Linked DNA regions of Homo sapiens: region 1 is linked to region 2. A link is a contact called in ENCODE Hi-C data. All regions are on one chromosome and are shown on one strand. The core of a region is the stretch at or near the end of the contact, and the rest is flanking DNA. Distances in the headings are between cores, read along the strand shown. Region 1 holds the start of OR4S1 (olfactory receptor family 4 subfamily S member 1). Region 2 overlaps PTPRJ (protein tyrosine phosphatase receptor type J).

Region 1 (6,097 bases), core at 37-2,536, 130 kb after region 2:
AAGGTCTTCCTTATTTAATTTTCTCCCACTGGGGAAGTTGTGGCTTAGGGAACCATTTGACATGGTTCTGGTATGTGTGCTTCCTCTTGATGTTGGTGGCACAGGTGTATTTTGGGTGGCACCTATTGTGCAGCCATGTAACTGAGGCTTGGGTCATGGGCACACCTGAAGGAACTATGGTTCTGGGATCTGGAATGATAATGACACTGGTGCTTAGGGTGAAGACACTCCTGCCACCACATAGGTAACAGTGCTAGAGGTGTGAATGCTTTGAAGCAGCCAGGGAGCCAAGAATGGGAGCATAGATATATGTAGAGTTACAATGGCTCTGGAGTTGGGGTAGGGACTAACTTTCTGTGGAGGGTGAACTGGTGCCCAAAGTGTGGGCATGCCCAGAGAGACCTTGACTCCAGGGCCCAGAGCTTGCTCTAGTGATGGCCCAGTGTCTGATACATGGGTGGGTGCAGTGCAGTCCCAGACCCTGGGTCTGAGTGTGAGCTCTCAAGGGGCAGCTGCAGTTTGGGGTTTGCATGGTGTTGGGGAGGTGGCAGCTCCTTTTCCAAAGTAGCTCAATAGCATCTGCTTCTTGCAGGTGGAGGCAGTACAGTTGTGTCTCCCTCTCTAGGGTTTCCTGGTGGGAATGGCTCTTGGTTATCTCAGTGGCATAAATGCTAGCGTTCTCTGCAAAGCAGGGATCTTGATGACTACCACCACATGGCTGATACTAATTGCCTCAACCTTTCCTGTTTGTTCCTAACCATCTCCTGGCATCTCAAGTATGCAGATATCACTAGAAATCCTTCGTGTGCGGCTATTCTCCATGTTTTTGCTCCTCTGTATTGCTGCAGATTCTTTAATGGGCCCTTGAACCCTCGCAGACCTATTTTGGTTTGTGGATAGCTGTCTCTCTCTCGCTCTAGAGATATATATATAAGATATACATATTTATATATTATATATTTAAGATATATATATTTATATATTATAGATTTATATATATTATTATATATAATATAAATTATATATTATATATATAATATATATTATAATATATATTATATATTATATATATATAATATATATTATTATATATAATATATAATTTATATATATATATAATAATATATTATATATATTATATATGTATTTTTTGTGATGGGGATGAAGGCTAGTATCTTTCTTACTCCATAATCTTGGTGGTATCTCAGAAAACTTTCTTATGTCTCATAATTTATGTCTTTGCAGAGCCAGCCAGCCACTTTGTCGGTCATCAGGGCAGATAATCCATGGGTGCCAAGAACAATGTGACTGAGTTTGTTTTATTTGGCCTTTTTGAGAGCAGAGAGATGCAGCATACATGCTTTGTGGTATTCTTCCTCTTTCATGTGCTCACTGTCCTGGGGAACCTTCTGGTCATCATCACCATCAATGCTAGAAAGACCCTGAAGTCTCCCATGTATTTCTTCCTGAGCCAGTTGTCTTTTGCTGACATATGTTATCCATCCACTACCATACCCAAGATGATTGCTGACACTTTTGTGGAGCATAAGATCATCTCCTTCAATGGCTGCATGACCCAGCTCTTTTCTGCCCACTTCTTTGGTGGCACTGAGATCTTCCTCCTTACAGCCATGGCCTATGACCGCTATGTGGCCATCTGTAGGCCCCTGCACTACACAGCCATCATGGATTGCCGGAAGTGTGGCCTGCTAGCGGGGGCCTCCTGGTTAGCTGGCTTCCTGCATTCCATCCTGCAGACCCTCCTCACGGTTCAGCTGCCTTTTTGTGGGCCCAATGAGATAGACAACTTCTTCTGTGATGTTCATCCCCTGCTCAAGTTGGCCTGTGCAGACACCTACATGGTAGGTCTCATCGTGGTGGCCAACAGCGGTATGATTTCTTTAGCATCCTTTTTTATCCTTATCATTTCCTATGTTATCATCTTACTGAACCTAAGAAGCCAGTCATCTGAGGACCGGCGTAAGGCTGTCTCCACATGTGGCTCACACGTAATCACTGTCCTTTTGGTTCTCATGCCCCCCATGTTCATGTACATTCGTCCCTCCACCACCCTGGCTGCTGACAAACTTATCATCCTCTTTAACATTGTGATGCCACCTTTGCTGAACCCTTTGATCTATACACTAAGGAACAACGATGTGAAAAATGCCATGAGGAAGCTGTTTAGGGTCAAGAGGAGCTTAGGGGAGAAGTGACATTCCAGAGAATCTCAATCCAGCTAGGAAATTGGGAGACTTTCCATCTTGTAGCATCTAACACAGCCTTTTTATTTCCAGTCTGATGTTTGCAATGGCAATTATCCTCCTAGCTCTTGTTGTTATAATAATTCCACATATTCTTTCAATCCTTTATTCATTAAATATTTATTGGATGTTTACAGTGAGTGAGAATACAAATAAAAGTAAGATATAATCTTTCCCTCAAGGAGAGTACAGTCCAGGATGCTTTTAGTGCGATATTTAAGAGCTCATTCAGGAAACGTGTGAGGGCCTGTGAATGAGGGAGTGTCTTGGAAGTCCAGATATCTCATTGATAAATGAATAAAATCACTACATAATTCCTTTGTGTTGGCTAACACAGTGCTCAATGGAATTCATTCTTTTCTTTTAAGAGTAAAGAGCCACTTTACTCTTACCCTTTCATGCTCTCAGCAGGCAGATAAATAAATAAATAAGTAAATAAATAATGTGGAGAGGTCAAGGGATTTACTAAAAGTTACACTTTAACTCCAGAGCAGGGTGAGGACTAGAACACAGGTCCCTAAGTCAGCTTTCAGAGCTTTTCCTCAGGACCTCTTGATAAAGTGTGACTAAATGGACACCAAGCAGGAATGACCAAGAACTTTTGAAAGACCAGGAATGATGGTGATGATGACTTGGGATGATGAAGAGAACAACCAGGAAGAACAAGTTGTCAGCACTTCTTTCAGTGGTGCTGATTCCTCTCTCCAGCAGAACAGCTGACTGCTGCCCTCTTTAACCCCTGTTGCTTTGCTCCATTTTGCCGCTAGAGGGAGCCAAGTTTGTACAGAATGCAATTAAACGAGCCGGATTAGGTATCTCTTAAACATTCGTGGGTCATGTAACCTCATTGGGCCTCAATTTCCACATTTACAGAAGGAGATATTGACAATACCAGCTTCAGAAGGCTGTGAGAGGACCTATAAGACTTTGTAAAGACCTAAATCAAAGTCTGTTGTTCAATGGTGGCTGCTAGCTGTTTTAACATAATATCTTCGATTCCCCTTTCTCTTCCTATTCACCCCTCTATCCTTTCCCTCAAAGCCCTTGTAACCAAACTATCTGATTATTTCATTTACTCCAAAAATGTTTATTGAACACTTAGCATTTGCTGGGTGATATTCCTGGGGCTAGAAGTACAGCACAAAAGAAAGCAGGCAAAACTCTTTGTTCTCATGGAGTTTATATTTCAGTGTGTGGTAAAAGCTGACCCTTACTGAATTCTTCCAATCTGCAGACACTCTTCTAAATATTTTAATTGTATTAACTTTTTTGATCCTTTCAACAACTTCATGAATGAGATATAATCATCAGGAATGTGATGAGAGTTGGGTGAGAGTGGTGGTAGTAAAGAAGACTCATTAGTACCATCTGATGCTGAACAAACACAAATGCAAACGTTGATCTTGATTATGAAAAAATAGTAGCAATAAAATAGCAGTTGACACCTTGAAAGCATAATATTCTCAGAAGTTTTCATACACCAGCTTAATCTGTGTTGGATAAATAATCCCCTTATAAAACTCCTTGGAACAATGTGGGAGCATGCATGAATGGTTATTCAGGTTTAAAGGTAAGTGGCCGGGCGCAGTGGCTCACGCCTGTAATCCCAGCACTTTGGGAAGCCAAGGCGGGCGGATCACGAGGTCAGGAGACTGAGGCCATCCTGGCTAACACGGTGAAACCCCGTCTCTACTAAAAATACCAAAAATTAGCCGGGCGTGATGGCGGGCGCCTGTAGTCCCAGCTACTCGGGAGGCTGAGGCAGGAGAATGGCGTGAACCCGGGAGGTGGAGCTTGCAGTGAGCCAAGATCGCGCCACTGCACTCTAGCCTGGGCGACAGAGTGAGACTCCATCTCAAAAAAAAAGAAAAAAAGATAAGTGGAGATACAGACAGGCTAAACTATGTACATAGGCCACACACAGACTTCTGATTGCTAGTTTAGTGCTCTTTCACTACTGCTTTCATACAGTATTTTAAAGTAGAGTGATAGTGGTATGTATGTCTTACATATATATTCAGGCATGCATGTATGTATATATATATATTCATGAAGATGAAGACAGGTATATAAGGCGCAATCTCAGCTCACTGCAACCTCCACCTCCCAGGCTCAAGTAATTCTCATGCCTCAGCCTCCCTAGTAGCTGGGACTGCAGCACATGCCACGAACGTCCTGCTAATTTTTGTATTTTTAGTAGAGACGGGGTTTCACCATGTTGGCCAGGCTGTTTCTGAACTCCTGACCTCAAGTGATCTGCCTGCCTCGGCCTCCCAAAATGGTGGTATTACAGGCGTGAACCACCATGCCTGGCCTCTACTCTTTTCTTTGAGGAAATTGAAGCACTTACATCATGGATTTGTCAGATCAGAGGTGACTGGAAAGCAATCACTCAGGAATCCCACTCTTTGCCTAGACTTCTATTTACAGAAGATTGACCAACTCAGGAGCCATTTTAAGGTGTGAAATCATAGGTGTGCTTGATATGGCAGATGTTTCTTTCTGCTTCATGCTGGGTTGAGGGAAGAGGGGGAAATTGGGTTGGAGGAAGTAGATCATGTACTTCAGGGGAAAAAAGTCATCTGAGTTTCAGCTACAAGTGAGAAGACTGGATAAGTACTACAGGAGGAGCTGCATAAGGTATGAGAACTTGGCATTAAGAGAAGAGACTGCTGTATGATACAGTGGAAATTACACTAGATGGAAAGTCAGGAAACAGGGTTCCAGTTGCAGAGCCATCCCCACCTCCATCCAAGTTCTCAGGGCTCCCATTTCCTGATGTATACAATTAAGGAGATTGGTTCGAATCTCTAAGGACCTTCAGCTCAGATATCCTATGATTCCATTTTGTTCAGGAATATAGACTACATGAAATCTGGGTCAATCTTATTTTTTTCTCATTTTATTCACATATTTCCTTAGAATTATTTTTAGGTGATTTTATAAAAAGAAAATATTGCATACAGTTCCCATAGATTTATGGACTTGACATAATTATCACAAGAGGGAAAAATATCAAATTAAGAAGATTTAATTGTGTTTTTCACTACTCTTCCTCTCTAAGAGACAACTCCATTTTAATGTTCCTACTACAGGTATTCTGAAAGTTACTAGTAGATGAAGCTCATTGACTGGTCACTCAGCTACTCTGTCAGTACATTTACCCTTCAGTACTGAGTTTTCCGGGAGGACTTCTTAGTTATAAATACAAACAAGATGTAATTGTTATTATAAATTTACTTATTCTGCTGTGGTTGGAGAGAGAGCAGAGAAAGAATGTGGTGGTAGGTATGGTATTGGGAAGGGACTATGAACTTCTCCTTCTTGGAAGGTGAAAGTGTCCACAGTGAAGGCAGAAAAGGAAGGTAGGCTAGAGGTGAGAAGGCGCCCCATGGCTGATTTCTTTCGTAAAAGATTGGAAAATATTATTACTTAAACATATTTGATACAAATAATGTATGTATTATTTAATATATGTAATATGTAATACATAATAAAATTATATATTAATGTTATAAAGCATAATTAATAATCATCTATGAACTTGTTATCAACTTAAGAACAATCCTAATAGCTTGTGTCATATGTGTCTTCTCTATTCTATTTCTTTGCCTTCACAGTGATAACCAATATTCTCGTTTGGTTGATGACTTCCTTACTTTATGAAAATAGATTTAACATATGTGTATATACACCTAACCAATATGTTGTTTAATTTTTCTTATTTTTAATTTTATAAAAATAGTGTTACACATTTGTAGTCTTCTGACTTGCTTTTTTCGCTTAACATAGTATTTCAAAAATTCATCCTTGTTGTTGAATGTAATTGTATT
Region 2 (6,086 bases), core at 2,793-5,292:
CAGGTGTGTCCTGTTGAGAATGTGAGCGGGCTCTTCCAGCCTCCTGGTCCCTCCTGACTCTGCCACGCCCCTCACCTCACTGGCACTTCGATAACTGACTGGACGTGTTAATGGGTCTTTTAGGGTTCTAAAGGGTGAACCACACTTTTAAAGCCCCGGCTGTGGTTCGGAGGGTTAGTGCTGTATGCCTTTTATTTCCCTTTCCCTTTGAGGTACTGAAAGGATGAAAAGGTGGTGTCATGTTTTGGGGAGAATCTTACTTCTCAAATGGAAATTGCACTTTTTGCTGAATCCTTTGCATTTTTTTGGTAGTAAGCAGTTCATTGAGTATCAGGTCCTCAAAGGAATGAGTTGGCCCGGCTAGGGTGGGCCCTCTTGACCTAACTTCAGAGGGGGCCTTGGCTCAGTAGGTGTGAATCAGGGAAGCCACATTGTCCTCAGGGTGCTGTATGAAGCTGGGTGTGGGCGGATTCCTCCCACACCTTCACACTGGCCTGCCTCCAACTCATACAGATCTCGGAGCGGTCGGTACTTCATTCATAGGTCCCTGTTCAGGCAGCAGTTCTGTGGGCTGTGGCCCTCTCCCCTCCAATATGTCCGAAACCATTGTGATGGGTGGCAAATCCCAGGGAGCTCCTAAGCCCTGCTCTGCCCACATCACTGCCACAGAGAAGTCAGAGGAAGGGACTTGTTGCTAAAAAATCCTTTAAAAGGTTAAATACTTTAAAAGATTAAAGCAACATAACTGTAAACATATTGTATAAAAATGAAAAACACAGGAACCCTCTTCCCTTCCGCCTGGTGTGGGCTTGGGAAATGGGCAAGCGGCCCCAGCAATCATGGGAGGAACTCTTGCGGGGGAGCGGTCTGGGATTCCAAATGGGCAGGTCACACGAAGGTCACGATGCTTCTCTGCATCCTGAAAAGGGCTGGGGACAGGGCCAGTGGGGGTGGTAAGGGTATTTATAGCACAGTGCTTGAAAAGGGAAGATTAATGTGTAAATATAAAGGACACACAGGCTGGGGGTTGGTCAGAGGCAAGAGGAGGGTGCCTCTGAGCTTCAACCCCTCCCAGGAACAATGAGCTCAAATTGGAAGAGTCCAGTGGAATCGGGGGGATGGTGTGAGCACCCCTGTTCAGTCTTTGACAATTGCATACAGAAAAGCAGCTGGTATGGGTTTGGGTGTCAATGAAAGGGCCAAAGACTGGTGGCCAGCTGGTTTGGGGGATTTGGGCCATTGATAGCATCTCCCAGGAACAACGACTTTTTGCCTCCAAAGTTGGATCTAGTGATGATCAGCACCAGCAGGAAATGACATTTGGTGTCTGCCCACTGCAGCCATACTGTGACCTCCAGCCAGACTTCCGCCTAATTGACTCCACTGGATTTGTGCTCTGTTGAGTCAGAGGCTCCCGGGGGTTGGGGATCGAGGGGCGGGGGTCAGCTATGCAGCCCATCACGTGTGTTTTTCATCTGGGATGAAAAAGCCTGGTTCTCTTTTGAAATGCTTGATTGTACTTATTGAGCTAAACAAGTCTTGGTGACTGTTGTTGATTTGCCTCAAAAGTTTTAAGTCCTGGGTTTTCAGACTACTGTGTAGCAGCTGTGTGTTTAACATACTGTAGCTTTTTCTCCCTTGGGGGCACATACAAATAGGATGTGTTGATGTGGACTCTAAACTGTAATTTTCCTGTAACTATTTTGGAATGATGCATATTTCTAATGTTTGTTATACTTGTACAGAGTATTGCTGTTGGTTGCTTTTTTTTTTTTTAAGGAAAAAATGGCCTGAAAACATTTTTTTAAAGACTTACAAATACCAAATATAAAAAAATGTCAATGCATTATGCCTTTGCTTCTTTCTTTCTTCTTTTTTCCTTCTTACAATGTGCCAAGCAGTTTACTGGCCTGCATTTTACTTGGGCATCCTTAACAAAAACACATTTCTCTTTGGGATTTCCGGATTGTTTTAGTTTTCTAGGGCTGTTGTAACAAGTACCACCAACTGGTGGTTTAAACAGCAGAGATTTACTTCCTACAATTTTGGTGGCTGAAATCCAGATGTGGGCAGGGTTGGTTTCCTGTGAGGCCTTTTTTTTTTTTCTTTTTTTGAGACAGAGTCTCACTCTGTTGCTCAGAGTGGAGTGCAGAGGCGTGATCTCAGCTCACTGCAACCTCTGCCTCCTGGGTTCAAGCAGTTCTCCTGCCCCAGCCTTCAGGCGCCTCTCTTCGTAGCTTGCAGATGGCTGTCTTCTCCCCATGCCTCCACATGGTCTTCCCTCTGCTTGTCTGTGTCCTAATCTCCTTCTTTTTTTTTTTTTTTTGAGATGGAGCCTTGTTCTGTCGCCCAGGCTGGAGTGCAGTGGCATGATCTTGGCTCACTGCAACCTCTGCTTCTCGGGCTCAAGCGATTCTCCTGCCTCAACCTCCCGAGTAGTTGGGACTACAGGTGCCTGCCACCACACCCAGCTAATTTTTTTGTATTTTTAATAGAGACAGGGTTTCACCATGTTGGTCAGGCTGGTGTCGAACTCCTGACCTCGTGATCCACCCGCCTTGTCCTCCCAAAGTGCTGGGATTACAGGCGTGAGCCACCGCTCCCGGCTAATCTTATAAGGACACGAGTCATACTGGATCAGGGCCCACCCTATTGACCTAATTTTACCTTAATTACCTCTTCAAAGACACTCCAAATGTAGTCAAATTCTGTTTTAGTGGGGGTTAGGACTTGACCATATGAGTTTTGGAAGGGACCCAGTTCAGCCTGTAACACATATTCAGGGCAATTTAGTGAAGAGGAGGCTTGGAGGAAGTGGCTGTGTGTCTTAAGATTGTGTGTGTTCCCAGAAGGTTGGAGGTATGAGCCTGCAGGTGGATGGATACCCAGTTGGTTGGGGGTGTGTTATGATATAGTTAGCTCTCCTGGGCTTTCTGCTTAGGGACAGCGCTTGGGCTGCGGATAAAGTATCCATCATCTTCCTGTTTTGATTCAGGCCAAAGTTGTCCCAGAACTTTTCTGCCCACAGTGTTGGTTTAGAGGAGGCAGGGAGACACTGTATTGCTGACCTGTTATCTGCATACTTAAAAAAAAAACAAACCAAACTAGGCTACCCTGCAAAATAGCACAGCATTCTCTGCTCCTAGCACTTAGTTTGATAAAAACTACCTTACCCAGGTATAGCCTAGGAATTGAGATATTGTGGGAAAGAAAAACCGAATGATCACCTGTGGTTTTATAAAATGTAAAGCTTAAGTGAGAAAACAAATTCATAGAACTATAAACAGAGAACAATCCCAATAAGAATTAAATAAGTGCATAGAAGAAAAGAAACACAACTCTAGAATAATATAATAGTGGGATTAGGAGTGGATTTTATTTTTATATTCACCTGTTTATAGTTTCTAACTTCTCCCAATGAATATGGAGTACTTAAGAGTAACTAGTTTAAAACTTAGCACTTTTCCCTCCTTGCCTCAAAAAAGTGAAGCTACAGTATAGTTTTAAATTTACTAGTCAAGTTACAAAATTCTTTTTTTTTTTTTTTTTTTTTTTTTGGAGACAGAGTCTCGCTCTGTCACCCAGGCTGGAGTGCAGTGGCACGATCTTGGCTCACTGCAAGCTCCGCCTCCCAGGTTCACGCCATTCTCCTGCCTCAGCCTCCCTAGTAGCTGGGATTACAGGCGCCCGCCACCATGCCCGGCTAATTTTTTTGTATTTTTAGTAGAGATGGGGTTTCACCGTGTTAGCCAGGATGGTCTCCATCTCCTGACCTTGTGATCCGCCCGCCTCGGCCTCCCAAAGTGCTGGGATTACAGGCGTGAGCCACGACGCCCGGCCAAGCTTCCAAGTTCTGATAGCCATCCCATCCCTTCTGGGGTTTCACAGCTCTATTTGGGGCTGAACGTGGCAGATCTCTGGGGCCTCCAACATGAGAGCCTGGGCTTTACATTCCTGCAGGCAGGTGAAGCCTCCTGACCCAAAAGGTGAGTAGTGGGCCCCTGTTGGGGCCAGCAGTTTTGGATGATGCCACTAGATGGCGGCAGAGAACTGGGCTGTGGAAGCAATCCTTGGCTAGGCTGTGGCAGGGCAGTGGAGCACATAGGATTGGAAAAGAAACCAGGAGGTCCGTAAGGCAAGGCTAAAAACCAGCAACAGGGCGAAGGAAGCGCCCTTGCCAGCAGCTGGCAGCTTTCCGTATAATTTGTTAGATAATATGTTCATGGTAAAAAAATTTAGGAAAAGAAGGAAAATAAAAAAATCCTATGTTGTCACCATTCAACAAGATGTCCCCCAATAATCCTCCCGCCTGGTATTCACATTTTTGTGTAGCCCCTCCTCCACTGTAGCAGGGTTGGTCTGTGTGACTGGTAGATTGCAGAGAGGTGATGGCATCCCACTTCTGAGATAAAACTGTGCAGTTTCTCTCTCGCTGTCTCTCTCCCTCCAGCCCCCCTCCCACGGCACTCTCTCCAAAACCAGCTGGCATGTTCTGAGCAGCCTTGAGAGAGGCCCACGTGGTGGGCTTCTTCTGAACCTCCTGCCAACAGCTACATGAGTGGGCCTGGAAGCAGATTCTCAGGTCAGCCTTTGGATGACAGTAGCCCTGGCCGACAGCTTGACTGCAGCCTCCTGGGAGACCCCAAGCCAGAACCTACCCAGACTCCCTGACTTGCAGAAAGCATCTGAGATGATAAATGTTTACTGTTTCAAACTGCTCTGTTTTGGGATAATTTGTTACACAGCAAGAGATAACTAATATGGGCTAATATATCCCACCACATAGGAAATACCACTGTTAACATTTTACTGTAAATAATTCTGTAACCTTTAGAATTCTCACAAACACCACACACACACACCCCCCATATGTGCACACATGCATACATCTTCATCTTCATGTATTTGCTTTCATCTTTTTGCAAAACTGGAATCAAACATGTTCATATTTCTTTTTAAGATTAACATATTTCTTTGAGTAATATTTCTACTGAAGCGTAATACAGACAGAAAAATGCACTAATCATAGGTTGGCTGTTTGAATAATTGTCCAAAAATGAACACACCCATATAACCAGCACCCAAATTAAAAAGTATATACGACCAGCATGCCATAAGCCACCTTGGTGCCCCCTTTCAGCCACACCCTGGCAAAGCTAACCACTATCCTGGCTGCTAACCTTTTAAGTTGGTTCTGTGCTCAATTTTTTGAAACTTGCTTCTTTTTTAAAATTAAAAATTTTTATTTTTAGAGACGAGGTCTCACTCTGTCATGCAGGCTGCAGTGCAGTGGCACTGTAATGGCTCACCGTAGCCTCAGACTCCTGGACTCAAGTGATCCTCTCACCTCAGCCTCCTGAGTAGCTGGGACTACAGGTGCGTGCCACCACACCTGGCTAATGAAACTTGCTTTTTTTTTTTTTGAGACAGAGTTTCGCTCTTGTCACCCAGGCTGGAGTGCGATGGTATGATCTTGGCTCACTGCAACCTCTGCCTTCCGGGTTCAAGCAATTCTTCTGTCTCAGCCTCCCAAGTACCTGGGACTATAGGCATGTGCCACCATGCCTGGCTAATTTTTTTGTATTTTTAGCAAAGACAGCGTTTCACTGTGTTGGCCATGCTGGTCTTGAACTCTTGACCTCAGGTGATCCGCCCACCTCAGCCTCCCAAAGTGTTGGGATTACAGGCCTGAGCCACCGTGCCTGGCTGAAACTTGCTTTTTATACTTGACATATTGTGAACTCTTTCTGTGTTATTAGGTATTCATCCTGTTCACCATTTTAAGAGCTGCATAATACTCCATAGTATGGACACATACCACTCTCGAGTTAACTACTCTTTTATTGATTGCCATTAGATTATTTCTGATTTTACTCTCCTGTGAATAAGGATGTGGCATCTATCACAGTAGCCAGATCTTTGCAGACATCACAATTAATTTCTTAGTAAACTTTTCTATAAAATTAATGAATCGAAATATATAAAAAGGTAGGGCTTTAGGCTGGTCGTGGTGGCTGATGCCTGTAATTCCAGCACTTTGGGAGGCCAAGGCAGGTGGATTGCCTGAGCTCAGGAGTTTGAGACCA

The links. Hi-C counts contacts between places; a loop is a spot of excess contacts on that map. Pooled maps may share reads with other maps.
Region 1: a loop to region 2 is called in a map of heart right ventricle, with 6 times the contacts of the local background. The contact joins the promoter of OR4S1 here to the enhancer-like site in region 2. A Hi-C loop is called at or near these places in 23 of 168 maps with a recorded cell type or tissue (A673, CD4-positive, alpha-beta T cell, CD4-positive, alpha-beta memory T cell and 15 more), 15 of 37 single-sample maps with no recorded cell type and 28 of 50 pooled maps.

The regions. Positions count from the first base shown.
Region 1 is chr11:48,304,937-48,311,033 of GRCh38, forward strand. OR4S1 (olfactory receptor family 4 subfamily S member 1) reads left to right here and starts at 1,287. Exons shown (of 1, transcript NM_001004725.1): 1 at 1,287-2,216. The coding sequence starts at 1,287. The coding sequence ends at 2,216.
Region 2 is chr11:48,168,994-48,175,079 of GRCh38, forward strand. PTPRJ (protein tyrosine phosphatase receptor type J) reads left to right here. Exons shown (of 25, transcript NM_002843.4): 25 at 1-1,846. Among named protein-coding and RNA genes, the nearest start is that of OR4B1, 45 kb to the right of the region's middle. Within about 2 kb of position 4,043, at least 4 of the 41 ENCODE cell types and tissues checked have a DNase peak (open chromatin) inside an H3K27ac peak, as active enhancers do; they include heart left ventricle and heart right ventricle, where a contact is called at or near this core.